Regions from separate parts of the Mus musculus genome. Here region 2 is linked to region 1. The links are chromatin loops, found by intact Hi-C in ENCODE. Cell type or tissue: heart. All regions are shown on one strand.

What was found. A loop is a pair of places that touch in the nucleus more often than their neighbours do. Peaks named below come from ENCODE experiments on the same cell type or tissue, not always from the same donor. Only the 100,000 strongest peaks of a DNase experiment are listed, where the experiment ranks them.
Region 2: it touches region 1 in a loop (5-fold over the local background); 1 of 42 quality-filtered maps calls a loop at or near these places.

Annotation. Positions count from the first base shown.
Region 1 is chr10:79,923,018-79,931,017 of GRCm38, forward strand. Arid3a (AT rich interactive domain 3A (BRIGHT-like)) reads left to right here and starts at 4,324. Exons shown (of 9, transcript NM_001288625.1): 1 at 4,324-4,383; 2 at 7,618-8,000. The coding sequence starts at 7,877. It overlaps Gm40715 (a long non-coding RNA gene), which reads right to left and starts at 3,974. Exons shown (of 2, transcript XR_001779822.2): 1 at 3,445-3,974; 2 at 1,676-2,572. It also overlaps a transcript of Kiss1r not described here. In heart, CTCF peaks have their summits at 4,558 and 4,759; DNase peaks (open chromatin) are centred at 2,454, 3,954, 4,724, 5,264 and 3 weaker places; H3K4me3 peaks cover 5,277 bases; H3K27ac peaks cover 5,532 bases; H3K27me3 peaks cover 1,016 bases.
Region 2 is chr10:79,992,932-80,000,931 of GRCm38, forward strand. Cnn2 (calponin 2) reads left to right here. Exons shown (of 7, transcript NM_007725.2): 5 at 283-399; 6 at 497-643; 7 at 1,420-2,469. The coding sequence ends at 1,683. Abca7 (ATP-binding cassette, sub-family A (ABC1), member 7) reads left to right here and starts at 3,563. Exons shown (of 47, transcript NM_001347081.2): 1 at 3,563-3,657; 2 at 4,677-4,749; 3 at 4,838-4,931; 4 at 5,083-5,224; 5 at 5,313-5,425; 6 at 5,520-5,593; 7 at 5,826-5,906; 8 at 6,450-6,660; 9 at 6,750-6,889; 10 at 7,781-7,897; 11 at 7,992-8,000. The coding sequence starts at 4,684. In heart, CTCF peaks have their summits at 36 (motif pointing left) and 3,523; DNase peaks (open chromatin) are centred at 1,605, 3,500, 4,460 and 5,207; H3K4me3 peaks cover 2,186 bases; H3K27ac peaks cover 2,568 bases; H3K27me3 peaks cover 1,698 bases.

The DNA of each region.
Region 1 (8,000 bases):
GATTAAAGGGGTGTGCTGCCACGCCCAGCTCATATTAAGTTTTCTTAATTCAAACAGAGAGTGAGTTTGTCAACAGTTAAGTGTTCATCCTGTTTTTCCGGAGGACCTGAGAGTTCAATTCCCAGCACCCACATCAGGTGGCTCATAAAGGCCAGAAGAGAGATCCCCTGGGACTGGAGTTAATGTGGTTGTGAGGTTCCGTGTAGGTACTGGGAATGGAACTAAGGCTCTGTGGCAGAGGATCCAGTTCTCTTAACCCCTGAGCCATCCCTCAGCCCCACCTTATGGGTATTAGTTTTGAGATAGGGTCCCAGTAGGTGTAGTTCTGAGTGACAGGGAGGTGACCATGTAGAGCAGGCTAGCCCAGACCTCACAGTAATCTTTCTGCTTCTGAGTGCTGAGACTGAAGGCAGAGGGAGCACGCCATGCCTGGCTCCATCTCGCTATGGAAGGGGCTCTTTCTGAATCTGGAGCTAGGAATTCCTCTAGGCTGGCTGGCCTGGAACACCAGAAATCCTCCTGTCTCCCAGTGCTGGAGTGAAGGTGCACACCACCAGGCCTGGGTTTCTTCAGGGGCCCTGGGGACTGAACTCTTCCCACAATGAAACCCTCACCCTTCAAGGCAAGCGCTTCATGGACTGAATCATTTCCTGAGGGGGGCGAAGTTTGAAGAAGAAAACAAAGAAAACGGTTATATTGCCTCTAAGGGGGCATTGGTGGGCTCAGAATCATGGAAGAGGAATGAACTGATCATAGCTGCTCAGCCAGGGTGACTAGGAAGCAGAAGGAAGTAGCAGACAGGACGTGTCTCAACCCCCCTCCCCCTTCCCCATGCCCTCCTCCTCCTCCAACCAATGTAGGCAAAATGTCTGTTTGTTTTGTTTTTGTTTTTTTTTACACTGTGTAAAGTTCACCCTTGTGTTATTTAAATGCTGATCTCTGTGCCCTCAAATCTTGTTTCAATCCAGACAGGGCATTGTAATGCTTATACTAAGAGCTTCCCTTAATGAGTTTGTGTAAACAATTCTTACCATTTATTCTCTGCCTTGTCAATAAATGCTGATCACCCAATGGCTGGGCAGAAAAGAGAATAGGGAGGGGCACTTCTGCCATCAGGGGTGGGGGTGGAGAGAAAGATTTAGAGAGAGAGAGAGAGAGAGAGAGTTAGAGAGAGAGAGAGAAAGAGAGAGAGAGGTTTAGAAAGAATGAGGAGATGAGCCGCCAAAGGAGAGGTCCGAGAAGATACCATGGGAAAAGCTGGGAAGCAGAGAGAGCTAGGATACATTACCGTGGTTCAGGCACTACAGAGCTGGGGCAGGGAGAACCTAGAGGAGGAACTAGTATAAACCAGTCCTGCCCATCCTCTGAGGTGCAGCTGGAAATAAATCTTGGTTTCTCTATGGCTATCGGGGACTAGCAAAGGTAGAGAAGTAAAGATGCCATATTAATTTACAAATTACACTTATAGTAAAATAATGCATTTTGGGGCTGGTGAGATGGCTCAGCAGGTAAGAGCACCTGACTGCTCTTCCAAAGGTCCAGAGTTCAAATCCCAGCAACCACATGGTGGCTCACAACCATCCATAACAAGACCTGACTCCCTCTTCTGGTGTGTCTGAAGATAGCTACAGTGTACTTATATATAATAATAAATAAATCTTAAAAAAAATAATAATACATTTTAAAAAATCAGGCCCCAGCTCCCCGTTTTAATCACTTCCAGACAGCCACCGCTCAATTACAAATCCAGCCTGAAATGAATCTACCCTTAAGGGGTTCATACATCCTTAGGGTTAGAAAGGAGGCCTACAGGAATGGCAAATCTGATATCTAAGATCAGGAAAAATCCCGACTCCATCCCAAAAGCCTCAGAAGTAAAATTCTATAAAGGAACCACAGCATGAGAGACAAACACTGCGGTAGGCGGATGTCTCTGAGTTCTAGGCCAGCCAAGGCTACACAATGGGACCCCATATTTGTCCGTCTTCCTAAGCAGGGTGTCTCTTAGCAAGGTGTAGCCCTGGCTGTCCTGGAACTCACTCTGTAGATCACGCTGGCCTCAAACTCAGAAATCCCCCCGCCTCTGCCTCAGGCGCCGGAGTATAAAGGCGGGAGCCACTGTTGACATCTGCCTCACCTCCTGTCTACAATGCCCCCAGTGAGGGTCTGGGCGGGTCCCGGACAGAGCACTCATCTCCAGGATCCAAAAGTGTCAATACAATCTGAAAATGATGTGGTCATGCGTGTCCGTTCCTTGTACTTTAACTTCGTGATACACTTCGTGATTCATGACTTCACACCCTGTCTTCAACAGAAAAAAAGCTATGTAGGAGAACTTCAGGCCTCAGTTTCTCCCAATCTAACGTGGGAAACCGTCTTTTCAGGTGCGATAGCACCACCTGGCGGCCTCCACTGCTGGGTTGAAGCCCCGCCTCCATGATGAAAAATCTTACCCTGGGCGCAGTTCCGCTGGCGCCCGGCAGGCGGCGCGCACACCCTGCGGCGCGAGTCGGATGCCTTTCAAGTTGCCAGAATTGTATCTTGTGAATTAGGAGACCTGTCATAAGGAGACCTGTCATTATGTCATTATGCTTGCCACCTGGACCCTTGGCTAAATATATCCCTGCCATAAAAAAGGGACCAGCAGATTTAGGCTTTTGTCTTTGAAGATTCTATCAAAAAATACTAAGAACAGTATTTTAGGGGTCAGCAACAAGGTTCAGAAGGTAAAGGCACTTGCTGACAAGCTTGGCGTCCTGAGAATCTTGGCATCCCAGAATACACATAAAGGTGGAAGGAGAAAGCCGACTCCACTAAGTTTTCCTAGGACCTCTATGCGTGAGCTGCTGAAGCCCTTCTGGTCTCGGTCTCTTTCTCTCTCTCTCTCTCTCTCTCTCTCTCTCTCTCTCTCTCACACACACACAGACACGAGAGAGAGAGAGAGAGAGAGAGAGAGAGAATGGGAATGTATGTTGCTTTCATTATCTTGGCAGAATGTTTTGGGGGGTTGCCCAAGTTTACAGGGGACACACAAGATGATTAGAGGGAGAAAGATCTGCTAGTAGCCCGTTTGATGCTGGAGAAGAATGCTGGTGTGCAGGCCCAGCTCCACCCCGGGGCCACACCCCAACACATCAAGGTGTCTAAAGTTTGAAGGCGCAGTTCGCTGCCACCTGCAACTTTCTTAGCCTTGCAGGCTAAGGTTCCAAGCAACTGCTGCAGTCTCAGATTCTAGGGAGGATTCCGGGAACTTGGATTGGCCGGAGCCACCCCATCTCTCCAGACACTCACACAAGTGGCTTTCAAGGGGCAGACTGCTCAAGATCCCCACAACAGTCTAACAAGGGACCTGAGCACCACCTATGGGGAACTAGTCGAGGTCGGGGGTTGCCCTGAGCACTGGCGTTACCCACTAGAATCGTCTCAACTTCTAGCTGAGCTCACATCATGCCTCGGTTTCCCAGCCTGCAAAATGGGACCTCAGAATCCAGTACTCTCCCGAGACGAACTGGGTAGACCGAGGCAGGGGCTTCACTGAGTTGGTTAAAGGATGGCCCTCCTTTCCCTCGCTCCTAGGTACGGTCGTCACGGTTCCTCGCATTTCCTCGAACGCGCGCGCAGCCCAACCCGGTGCTTTTGCGCACGCAGCGCCCTCACACCCCAGCGTCCCAGCCCCCGCAGATCTAGCCTAGCCGGGGGTTTTTAAGCCCATTTCAGAGACGTGGAGCCTCAGGCCCGGAAGGTTAGGGTAGCATAGTGGGCGGAGGTTCCAGCTCCAAGCTTGGCTTATCCATCTTGCGTTCCGGGTGAAACCAGGAAACGGCCGGGGGCCCAGGTGACTTTCCGCTCAGAGGTGGGGCGAGGAACCCTTTTTAACTCTTCGGGATTCCCGCGATGGGGCTCTCGCAGCCCCGCCCTCCCGCTCGCGGCCTCTGCGCCGTGGGCTGCGGCGTGCACTTTGCGCACGGTCCCTAAGATGGGGGCGGAGCGTCCCTCAGTCCGGTTCCCCCTTCCTTTTATTATTTATTATCATTTAAAGGGGCCGCGACCTGAAGTTTTCCGTCCACTCTGTGGCGGCTCTCCGGCTCCCCTCCACCTCCTCCCACCGTGGACGTCCTCAGATTGAGTTGGAGAAGGGGGACCCCGGTGTGGTGTCCTGGGAAAGCTTGGAAAGGGGGACCCTGGAGAGACACCCACCACCTCCTCCTGCGTCCCCGGGGCTGCTGAATCACCGGCGAGGTATTTGCATCTGAGAGCAATTTGTCACACGGCGATTCGTCTGCTGGGTGGGGGAGGGGCGGGGCGGGGGGCCCGGTCGCGCGCGGAGACCTCGTCCCTATCCGATCCAGACGGATGGAGATGTAGACGCGGCCTGGAGACTCGGTGAGGCGGGTGACCCCGAAGCCAGGAGCGTGCACTGGGCACCAGGGGGAGGCCAAGGGGGAGAGAGGCCACCGGAGGCCACCAGCAGGCTGGACTCTGGGCTGGGCTCCGGGCACCGGGGCATGCGCCCCCCGGGCCACCCCGGGCGGTAAGGCCTTTTGCAGCGCGGCTCTAGCGATCTCTCCTAAAGGTGGCAGCGTAGGGCACCCTGGAAACCGACAATTGCGGGGTCTCCAAAGTTAGGCAAAGACGCGCGCGTAGAGGGGTGCAGGGCTGAGTATGCGACTTGACGGATCAGAGTTGGGGTGGCTGTTGCGGTTGTAGATCTTGGAGACCTTCATCCGGTACACGAGTGCGCGGGGGTCGCGAGTGCGCGCTGTCCCCTGGCGGAAGGAAACGGACCCGGGGTGTGTGTGTCTGTGTATGTGCGCGCGCGCAGAGGACTGGGGGCTGCGCTCTGGGAACATGGTTTTGCTTTTTCTTATTAATTAAAAAAGATGTTTGGAGATAGGATCTTACTGTGTAGTACGGGCTGACTTAGAACTCGAGTTAAAGCTCAGACTAGCCTGAAACTCGAGGCCATCCCCCTGCCGCAGCTTTCCTTCCCAAGTGCTTGGGAAAATCCCAGGCCGGGCGCGCCACCACGCCCCGGTACCTACAGTTCTTTTTCTCTTCCAAACCTGTGTCCAGCGGGGTCCGCCCATCTCCCCCCCCCCATTTCGTTCCCTAGCTCCAGTGTACTACTGGGACTGGGGTCTCCACTTGCCCCGCGGGGTGCGCCCATCCAGATCCCTCCGGTAGGGTCCCCTGCCCCCCCCCCCCCGACACAAAAGAGGGAGCAGGAAGCGCGGAGTGCGCGCGTGTGTGTCAACTCGCAGCGGGTTTGTCAAATATCTTCCGTTTTTTACGACTTGGGCAGCAGGGTCACCCCCCCTCCCCAGCTCGCTCTTTCCAAGAAGCCTTTGAAATACCGACTCCACTGGGGGGGTTGTTTGTTTGTTTTTTTGTTGTTGTTTTACATTTGTCCTCTGACTGGGGTGTGTTTTTGCACACGTCTCCTGGGGGGGCACAGTGCCTTCTTTCCCAGCCCCCTCCCCAGCTCCTGCCCTTCCCCCTCCACCTCCCTTGGAGGAGAGAGGGGCCCCTTTCGCCACCCTCGGGCCCTGGCCTTGCACAACTCCAAATAACCGTGTTTTGCAAGGCCTGGCCGAGCTAGTGACCTCTCTCTCTCTCTCTCTCTCTCTCTCTCTCTCTCTCTCTCTCTCTCTCTCTCTCTCTCTTCCCTCTCTCCCTCTCCCCCTCCCTCTCTCCCTCCCTCCCTCCCTCCTTCCCTCCCTCTCTCTCTCTCTCTCTCTCTCTCTCTCTCTCTCTCTCTCTCTCTCTCTCTCTCTCTCTGACCTGAGGCTTGGAGGTGGTGGGGGGACTAGGGTGTGGCTCTGGGTCTCTTCCCCACTGCAGCCAGATCCCCCTTCCACAAACACCAGCTACCAGTTCCTAGTAGATCTTTCTGAGAATGCCATAAATTGAGGGTGGGGGCCAAGGACAAAGGGCTGGGGGAGGGGTCTATAAGGATGGGCAACGTTGGCTCAGGGTACCGGTACCTCTAGAGGGTGGGGGATGTCCAGGCCTGACCTAGGGGCAGCTTTGGGGTTTCCATCTGTGTCCCTCCAGGGCTACCAGCCCCACCAGTGGAGGCCTACCCTGTTCCCCTCCCCCACCCTCCACCAGGAAGGGTCATTAAACCAAACAGACCTGGGTGGGGGGACGGGAGGCTGGGAGAGGGGCTTCCTCTAGCTTTTTCCTCATGCCTTCCCCCACCCCACCCTCAAAGAGGGGGCGTCGCTTTCAGCATTTCCGTGGGGGGGGGGTTTGTGCTCAGCGGGGTGGGGGAAGGGCGATGGATCAAGCCAGATAGTGTCCAGAAATGTCCCCTCCAGCAGTTCTTGAGTCTGGTGGACCAGGGTGACCAGCAGCCACAGGGTGTGGAGGGACTGAGTGTTGAGGCCACTCATGTGTCCAGGCCTCCAAGGTTTCTCTTTCTTGGGAAGCCTAGGCTGAAAGGGGTGACCCTTGGCATTCTTTTCCTTTGGGGCCACCCACCTGCCAGAATTCTGCTGAAAGTGTGGGGTTTGGGGTGACCCCAAAGGAAAAGGAAGGGGTCTAGGGAAGGGGACATTAGACGTCCTCATTCTCCTTGAAGATCTAGAGAGTCCTGAACTGCAGAGGTCTCCTTAGGCAGGGGAGCAGATGACCAGGATGTCTGTTGAAAACAACAGCCAGGAGTTGTCTGCCTTCTTCACACACTGGGTTGTTGGGGTCACTCCCAGGGGTTCTGTACGCAAAGACTTTTGAGGTTCAGGCTAGACAGAGGATGGCCTGTCAGATTTTCTGTCTGCAAGGTGGACTAAACTCTCCCCTTGAGCCATGGTCCCTTGATTTCAGGCCATTTGAGTGTTGCTGGGCACTGTCCACTCTCTTATTGGTGGCTTATGGGGGGGGGGAGTGTCGAGTTATGGCCTGGAGCCAGGTGGGACCTGGATCCTGGTGCTGGCTGAAAGGACACCAGGGCTTCTGGCAGGGACACATGCTGTATTCTGGGACATTTCCCTCCTTGGAGCTTTATAACCTAGTGACGGCAGACTGTGCCCTCTGCAAAGCCTTGAGCAGCACTGGACACTCGGGTGATGCCTGCATGGTGCGCTGCTGTTCCCGAGTGTGACACACGGTGGGCACTTGTACCACACTAGTGGCACACCAAGGCCCTAAGGCCAGCTGAGGGACATCTGAGAAGGCAACATGTGAATGGGCACACATGTCTAGGGCTCCTAGACGGCGACTGTGTAATCTTGGCCAGGGGTCCCAGGGCCTCTCGGGGCCAAGCAACATCTAGAACTTAGAACCAGAATCCAGAACCCAGAGGGACTGTGGAGTCTAGAAGAGGGGGGTACGACCAATAAGAAAGCAAGAACACCAGGCCCCTCCCCCACAGCTCTTCTTATGGGACAATCACCCAAGGTGTCCCTGGTGGACCTGACCAGAGGGGACCCAGAGATTCCCTTAGTGTCCACTGCAGTGATCCTGGTCCCGAGGAACCTGCAGACCGGCAGATGGGGGTGCCAGCCCTGAGCAGGTGTGACCAATTCTCCCATCAGCTTTTGCTGTAGCCTTCTGGGGAAGGATGTGTCACTGGGGCGCAGGTGGAGTCTGACCTCATCTCTTGCTGTGTTCCCCCAGGAGTCTGCAGGTGCTTGAATGAGCCCAACACCAGTCTCTGCCCCTGGGTGCCTGACGTAACAAGGATCCCACTGGTGGCTCCTGGCATGCCCCACTAGCCTTCAGCCTGAGTTGGCAGCCCCTGTCTCTGCCAGCCGCCACCCTGCACTGTTCCGGCTCCCCCGAGGTCCCCACGCTGCAGTGCGGCCAAGACCCTTCCCCGCAGGGGCCACCCCCACCAACTGCCCCTGGTGCCCGGGGTGGCCCGGCCCGCAGGGCCATGAAGCTGCAGGCTGTGATGGAGACTCTCATTCAGAGGCAGCAGCGTGCCCGGCAGGAACTGGAGGCTCGGCAGGCTCCACCACCCCCACCACCTGAGCCCACTGGAGTCCGGGCACGGACCA
Region 2 (8,000 bases), 70 kb after region 1:
ATCTGTAATGGGATCTGATGCCCTCTTCTGGTGGGTCTGAGGACAGCTATAGTATACTCATATACATAGAATAAATAAACAAACAAAAAGTCACTTCACCTGATGCCAGAAGTGGGGAGTAAGGAAAATTTGCTGTCTAGAGTCTACCACGTTTCAACAAGGAGTTTGGGAGGTGGTGAGAAGTCCCTATAGTGGACTTGGAGGTTTGAGGGCAGGGCCAGACACCTGAGGGGCAGGGTTGTATCCACTGACAGCTCCCTTCACCACCCCCCTCCCATCCAGGCCAAGACCAAGGGGCTGCAGAGTGGTGTGGACATTGGAGTTAAGTATTCGGAGAAACAGGAGAGGAACTTTGACGACGCCACCATGAAGGCCGGCCAGTGCGTCATCGGGCTGCAGGTCAGTCCCAGAGCCTGGACAGGGCCCTGACCCCTTGAGCTCCAAGGAAGGTTTGGAGCCTGCCGACAGCACCCTAATCCCCTACTGCCCCCTGCAGATGGGCACCAACAAGTGTGCCAGCCAGTCTGGCATGACAGCCTATGGTACCAGGAGACATCTCTATGACCCCAAGAACCATATCCTGCCTCCCATGGACCACTGCACCATCAGCCTCCAGATGGGCACCAACAAGTGTGCCAGCCAGGTGGGTCCTGCCCCGGCGCCCCTGTGCCCCTGCACCCTGGCACCCCGGCTGTGACCCCCCACCTCAGCCTCAACTCTGGTTCTTCCTCACTGTGCATGCTTACAGAAGTGACAGCCGTACTCTGTGCATAACCCCACCTGATACTCTAACCTTTTTGTTAAGTTGAATGGGTGTGTCACTGAGGTTTTGGGGACCTCAGAAGGAGATAGTGGGAGGTTGGTGCTTTGGGACAAAAAGTTGTATTTCCTTTTGTTTTTGTGCAGAGGCTGGGTTTGAGCCAGGGCCTGACTATGTAGCCAAGGGTAGCCTGGAGCTCTTGGCAGCTCTCCTGACTCAGCACGGCATAAACTGGGCATGAGCTTGTCATCCTCAGAAAGTAGCAGAGGAGCAGGAGTCCAGAGCCATCCTCAACTGCAGAATGAGTTTGAGGCTAGCCTGTGCTACATGAGACTAAGTCTTTTTTTTTTTAAGATTTATTTATTTTTATTTATATACGTACACTGCAGCTGTCTTTAGGCACACCAGAAGAGGGCATCAGATCCCATTACAGATGGTTGTCAGCCACCATGTGGTTGCTGGGAATTGAACTCAGGACCTCTGGAAGAGCAGTCAGTGCTCTTAACCACGGAGCCATCTCTCTAGTCCAAGATCAAGCCTTAAAGAAACAAAAGGGTTTAGTCTAAGCTTTGGAAGCCCTGTAGAGAGTTACAGGGAGTACACTGAGGGGATTAGCTGCTCTTCTTCTGAGCCCCACTTACCTTCTCCCCTGTCTCCAGGTGGGCATGACAGCTCCAGGGACCCGGAGGCACATCTATGACACCAAGCTGGGCACCGACAAGTGCGACAACTCTTCCATGTCCCTGCAGATGGGCTACACGCAGGGCGCCAACCAGAGCGGTCAGGTCTTCGGACTGGGGCGGCAGATCTACGATCCCAAGTATTGCCCACAGGGCTCTGCAGCTGACGGGGCTCCTGCGGGTGACGGCCAAGGCGAGGCCCCAGAGTACCTGGCCTACTGCCAGGAGGAAGCTGGCTACTGAGCACCCAGCATGCCAGCTCCCCCACTGCATCAGCAGCCCTGTGTGGGCTTTGGGGTTTTCATTGTGTTTTGTGTTTGGAAACTGGTCATCTCTTTGTATCTCTCTCTGGCCTGGAACTCACTGCAATCCTCCTGCCTCAGCTTCCTAAGGGCTGGGATGACAGATCTGTGCTATCTATGCTCCTTCCTCACCCACCATGCCTCGCTTCCTTCCCAGGATTGACCCACCAGACAGGGGACATGGGTGTCCTTGGTGGGACAGTGAGGCTGTGCGTTTCCCAGTGGGCTGTGGGAGAGGCTGGCCCCAATGGGCTTCCTGTTTCTTCATCTCTTTCACATCAGTTTGTGGTTTGTGAACCCGGGGAAATTACAGGCAGTTTCAATGAAAGAAAACAAGGGGTTTTGTGGGGGTTTTGCCTCAAAAGTATTGGAGTACACTAGGCTTTAAAATACTGCAGGCATTCTGAGGGACTAAGTTTGCTTTCCCACGACTCTCAGACTTCACCCTCCTGTGCCCCGTGGGGAAACTGAGGCAAGCCAGATGTGACCCCAACGCCTGCAGCCCTCCCTCACTCCTCTGGTGTTTGAAGGCTTCCCTGCCCCTGTGCAGGCCCTGATTAGGTGTGCTAGAGTCTGGGCCTCGGAAGGGGCCACACATGACCCACACGGGCCCCTGCACTGCCAGAAAATGTGAAATTCCCTGTGTGGACCAAAAAAACAAAAAAAAAAACAAAAACAAAACAAAAACAAAAACAATAAAAACCTCTGTTTCTAAGAGTAAAGTACATTCCTGAGTTTGGCCGTGATGGAGGGGGCGCTGTCTAGAAGCAAGGTGCAAGCCCTGCACAAAAGTTAGGGAGAAGGCGAGAAACAGACACAGTTGAATGAATGATGTGAGATAGATCGGGGCTAGGGTGGAGAAAGAGGCTGAGTCTCCCTCACCAGCTTCCTTCGAACTCCTATGCATCTGCAAAACCCCAACTTCTAAGGCCCCCTAACTCACGCTTGCCAGGGTGATCTACACCCATCTCCCTCTATGCTTTGTGAAATAAACCAGTTTTTTTTTTCCAGAGTAGGAGACATCTGAGAATCTTGCCTACAATCCAGGCAACTATTGATTCTAATCTTAGGATATTGGGCTGCCACCTGATTCTGAAATTGTCTAGACCAGAGGATGTTGCTAAAATGAATGTGCAGGTCCTTGAAGCTCTACTTTGGAGATGAGCTCACAGAGGCTGTGGTACAATTCTGGCTGGTGGCAGGAGATGGCACAGGATACAAAGACCTTGTGCAAACCTTCCGACCTAAACTTGGTCTTTGCCTGAGGTCCCACATCATGGTAGGCAAGAATAGACTCCAGGAAATGGTCCTCTGACCTCCACAGATATGCCATGCATGCATGTGTCCTACCCTAATAAGCAAATTAATTAAATTTAAAAACAAAGGTTACTTGTGGTGGCACACGCCTTTAATCCCAGCACTCAGGAGGCAGAGGCAGGCGGATCTCTGTGAGACCAGCCTGGTCTAAGCAGTGATTTCCAGGCCTACCACAGCAGTGTGAGCCACTCTCAAAATTAAAAAGTATTTTTAAAAAGGAGTCCTTGGGGAGAGGAGACAGGAATGTCTTGCTGTGGGGAGCTGCCATTTCAAGATGTGAACTCACAGGTGACCCGTTGTCCCCCTCTTTGTCGTGTCCCAGTGAAGCCAAACTGATGCAGCAGGAATCCTGTTGTCCCTTTAAGAAACCCGGCTCGGAGAGGCGGGCTGTGGTCCCGCCTCCTCCAATGGCAAAGTCGCCTGAGTAGCAGGTGCAATATCCAATAGTAGCGTTAGGGGGCGGGGCTGGGTGCTCCTTAGGGCACCGGGTTGCGAAGGGCGTCGTCCGCAATTGAGCGGGGCTCCACTTAAAGGGGCCGCGCTCCCCCGCCGAGGCCGAGAGGAGCGAAAGTGGATGGAGTTTGGGGGCCTCAGAACGGTGAGAAAATCCCCGAGAGGGTGGAAGGTGGAGCCTGGAGATCTGGGGATGCTGTGGGGTGAGGGTGGGCTGAGCCACGTTCCCTGATAATTTGGGGTTCCAGGTGCCTACTCTCCCTTGCCCTTCCTTATCCTTCCGGGGAGTGTGGGAAAAATGGACCACCGATCCTCACAGCGGTCATCTGGTCACCTCGAGGGACCTCTGCCAACCTACACCTCCAGTGTCCCACTTTCCAAATGAGGCCTGTCACCCCCCACCCCCCAGATCTCAAATTTCACTTTATGAAAGAAAAAAGTCCCCGAGTGGAAGCCGCCAATTTCCATGTAGATGGTTAAACTTTGGCAATTTCCCTCTCTGTCAGCCTCAGTTTCCCTATCGGTATCATGAAGCAGGCCACAGGCATACAGTTCCGGGGGGAAATAAAATAACGAAATCAGGAATGGCGTGCTCAAGGAGCCTGTCCCTGACTCCTCCTAGCCGGCGGTCTTCTGTACCCTCCTTTTGACTCCGGAGGGCGGGCCCTCCTTCTTCTCTGGTTTCCTTGGGAGCGTGACTTTGCCCCTTTTTGAGCCTCAGTTCCCATCTCTTAAAAAATAGAAGGCCAGCTGCAAATGACACAGACTCCGGGTCTCACCGGGGGCCACCTGGGGCGAACGGAACCGAGACCCCGGTCTGGTATGAGGCTGACCGTGGAGCCCCGAGCCCCAAGCCCCAAGCTTTAAACCCAAGCTCCGCCCCCTAAGAATGCAAACAGGGTCTTCCAGACCCCAGCCTTCATCGATAGCCCTTCCAGCCAATCAGCTACGAGGACGGCTGCGCGCCGGGTTCCCATTGGTCACTTCCCTAGTGAATTTCTTTCTATGGTGCCTTGTTTGCCGGGCTCTTTGCGGGAGATTTATTGAGGCTCAGCCCGATGTTCGGAAGGATGAGGATCAGAGACCCGCAGACATTTGTCTGGAGCCACACAGCTCACTCTCAGCCTTTTCTTTGTCCTGTCCTCTCCGCTGTTTCCGGTCCAGAGTCATCATGGCCTTAGGCACACAGCTGATGCTTCTGCTGTGGAAAAATTACACCTATCGACGGAGACAACCGGTAACGCCCGGGGTTTGCAGGTCGGGGGGGGGGCGATGGCAGGTGTCCATCACGGCCCCCCAAAGTCTCCTACCCATTCTCTCCCCAGATCCAACTACTAGTGGAGTTGCTTTGGCCCCTCTTCCTCTTCTTCATCCTAGTGGCTGTCCGTCACTCCCACCCCCCTCTGGAGCATCACGAATGTGAGCCGCTGTGTGTGTGGTGGGACAGTGACAAGCCTCTCCCGCCCTGCTTGGCGCTGGGGTCTGAGCTGGGTGTGGCGGGTGGCCATATCATTTAATGAGCTGATAATAGAAGTGAGGGCGACTATGAGCAGATGTCTCCCCGCTCCAGGCCACTTTCCAAACAAGCCATTACCATCGGCGGGCACGGTGCCCTGGCTGCAGGGCCTTGTCTGCAACGTAAACAACTCCTGCTTCCAGCACCCAACGCCTGGCGAGAAGCCTGGGGTCCTGAGTAACTTTAAGGATTCCTTGTGAGTGAACTTGGCAGGTGGGGGCTGGCTGGTGAATGGGGTCCTGGACTCTTGAGGCCCCGCCTCCCACTCCCTCTCTGCTCCCCAGGATCTCGAGGCTCCTCGCTGATACCCGCACAGTGCTCGGGGGCCACAGCATCCAGGACATGCTGGATGCCCTGGGGAAACTGATCCCCGTGCTCAGGGCAGTTGGAGGTGGAGGTAGAGACCTGGGGCTGTAAATCGGGCAGGGGGTTGGGGAGGAGGCTGAGCTGCAGGCTGAGCTTGGCTGCCTGTTGGCATCCCCTCCCCTCAGCACGACCACAGGAGAGTGACCAGCCGACCAGTCAAGGGTCAGTGACTAAGCTTCTGGAGAAGATCCTGCAAAGGGTGAGGGGGGGCTGGCGCGAGGAACTCCCGTGGCCGCCTGGGATGAGCCCTTGCCCCTTTCAACTCCTCCATTCCTCATTTGTAAAGCGGGGTGATAGGAGCTCGGTGGGGATCAGTGGGGGGAGTGCTCACCTCCATTCTGGCTCTGTGGGAGGATCATGGGTCCAAGGTCATTTATGGCCAGGGGACTACTGAGCAGTCCACCCAGGTCTCACCCATCGTTGCTTCACAGGCATCCCTGGATCCTGTGCTGGGTCAAGCCCAGGATTCTATGAGAAAGTTCTCAGATGCTATCAGGGATCTTGCCCAGGAGGTGAGCAGCCCCAGCCAGCCTCTATCCTGGCCAGGAAGCAACATGCAGACGGGGAAGGGAAGGGGACAGAACAGGTGCTCCTGCCCAGGTACCTGCCCAGGTTCAGGCTCCAAGTTAGAAAAAGCTATGTGTGCTGGTGCATCCCTCCCACCGAGCGGTGTGCTCCAGACTCGAGGTGGGAGAATTGCAAATTTGAGGCTAGCCTGGGCTATAGATGGAGATACTATCTCGAGCAACTAAATGGACTGAGGGTGTAAGCCAGCCCAGCATGCATGAAACCCTGGATCCCACCCCTAATTCTTCATAAACCAGGAGAGGTGACACTGCTGTCACACCAGCATTCGGGAGGTAGAAGCAGGTCCTCCTCCGCTACATAGCAAGGAAGGCCAGGCAGCCACATGAAACCCTATTTCAAAAACAAGACAAAACAAAACAAAACAAAACAAAAACCCAAACACAAAACAAAACAAAAGCCAAAAACCAAAAAAGGTTGTCAGATGGTCTGCAGGAGGTGTCCAGCTGCCCTGGGTGACTTCTCTACAGCTCCTGACACTGCCCAGCCTGATGGAGCTCCGAGCTTTGCTGCGGAGGCCCCGAGGGTCAGCTGGTTCTCTGGAGCTGGTTTCGGAGGCCCTCTGCAGTACCAAGGGACCCAGCAGTCCAGGGGGCCTGTCCCTCAATTGGTACGAAGCCAACCAGCTTAATGAGTTCATGGGGCCAGAGGTGGCCCCTGCCCTGCCTGACAACAGTCTCAGTAAGTCTTTAGGGCTGTGTTGGGTCCCCGTGGGGCCGGTGGAGAGCAGAGCATGTTCTCCTGGGGCTCACCGTATCCTCCCCTATCAGGCCCTGCCTGCTCTGAGTTTGTGGGGACACTGGATGACCACCCTGTGTCTCGGCTGCTCTGGAGGCGCCTGAAGCCATTGATCCTCGGGAAAATTCTCTTTGCACCTGACACAAACTTCACTCGGAAGCTCATGGCTCAGGTGAGACGCAGGAGCCAAAGAAGGGACAGCGATATACACAGTACCCTTAGTCAGGTGGCCAAGAGCAGTGAGTAAGACTCAGGTGAGACTGAGGCTTGTTCAGGAGTAGAATCCCTGCCTAGACTCTCAGTGAGGGACTGTGGGGGTGTGGTCAGCATGGACACCCTGCCTGGAATTCCCAGATAGGGGCAGGGGTTGTAGAACATCTGCCCCACCCTCCCAAGCCTCTGACCCTCACATCTTCCCAGCCCATGTAGGAGCTGGAAAGATAGGAGCTTGGGGCTGGGGAGGCAGGGTTCAATGGTTAGGGGGTCGCCTGAAATGCACAAAATGCACAGAGCTCTGGGCTCTACACACACACACACACACACACACACACACACACACACACATTTAGTTTTTCGTTTTTTTGCACTGGACTTAATTTGTAGATCAGGCTGGCCTTGAACTCAGAGAGCTCTGCCTGCCACTGTCTCCTGAGTATTGGAACTAAAGGCCTGGGTCACCACTCCTGGCACCCTAATTTTTTTTTAAGGGAAAACAACTTAAAGTGATGGCTCTTTCTTAGAGCCTAACCACACAGGCTTAGAGTTCCAGCACTCAGAAGGAAGTTGAGGCCGAATGTGTGGAATTCCAGCCTAAGTTATAGGGTCAGATGTTGTCTCAGAATAATGGAATGGCTCCGTGTGCTGGCACATGCCTTCAGTACCAGCATTGGGGGCAGAGGCAAGCAGATCTCTGAGTTCCAGGTCAGCCAGAGTGACACATTGAGCCAGAGGCTCAATAATGATGAAGAGACAAAGGTCCAGAGGTGCAGAGACTGGGGCATGACCAGAGGCAGGACAGAGATGTGGACAGGCAGCCTGGCTTATCTCAGCTGCCCACTTGCAGGTGAACCAGACCTTCGAGGAGCTGGCTCTGTTGAGGGACCTACACGAACTCTGGGGGGTGCTGGGACCCCAGATCTTCAACTTCATGAATGACAGTACCAACGTGGCCATGCTTCAGGTGGGCCAGGATGGAAACGGGCCTCTTGCGGACTGTGGTATGCAGGTCAGGAAGGGACGATGTGGATCTCTCGACACTTGTCTTCCTTCCCCAGAGGCTTCTG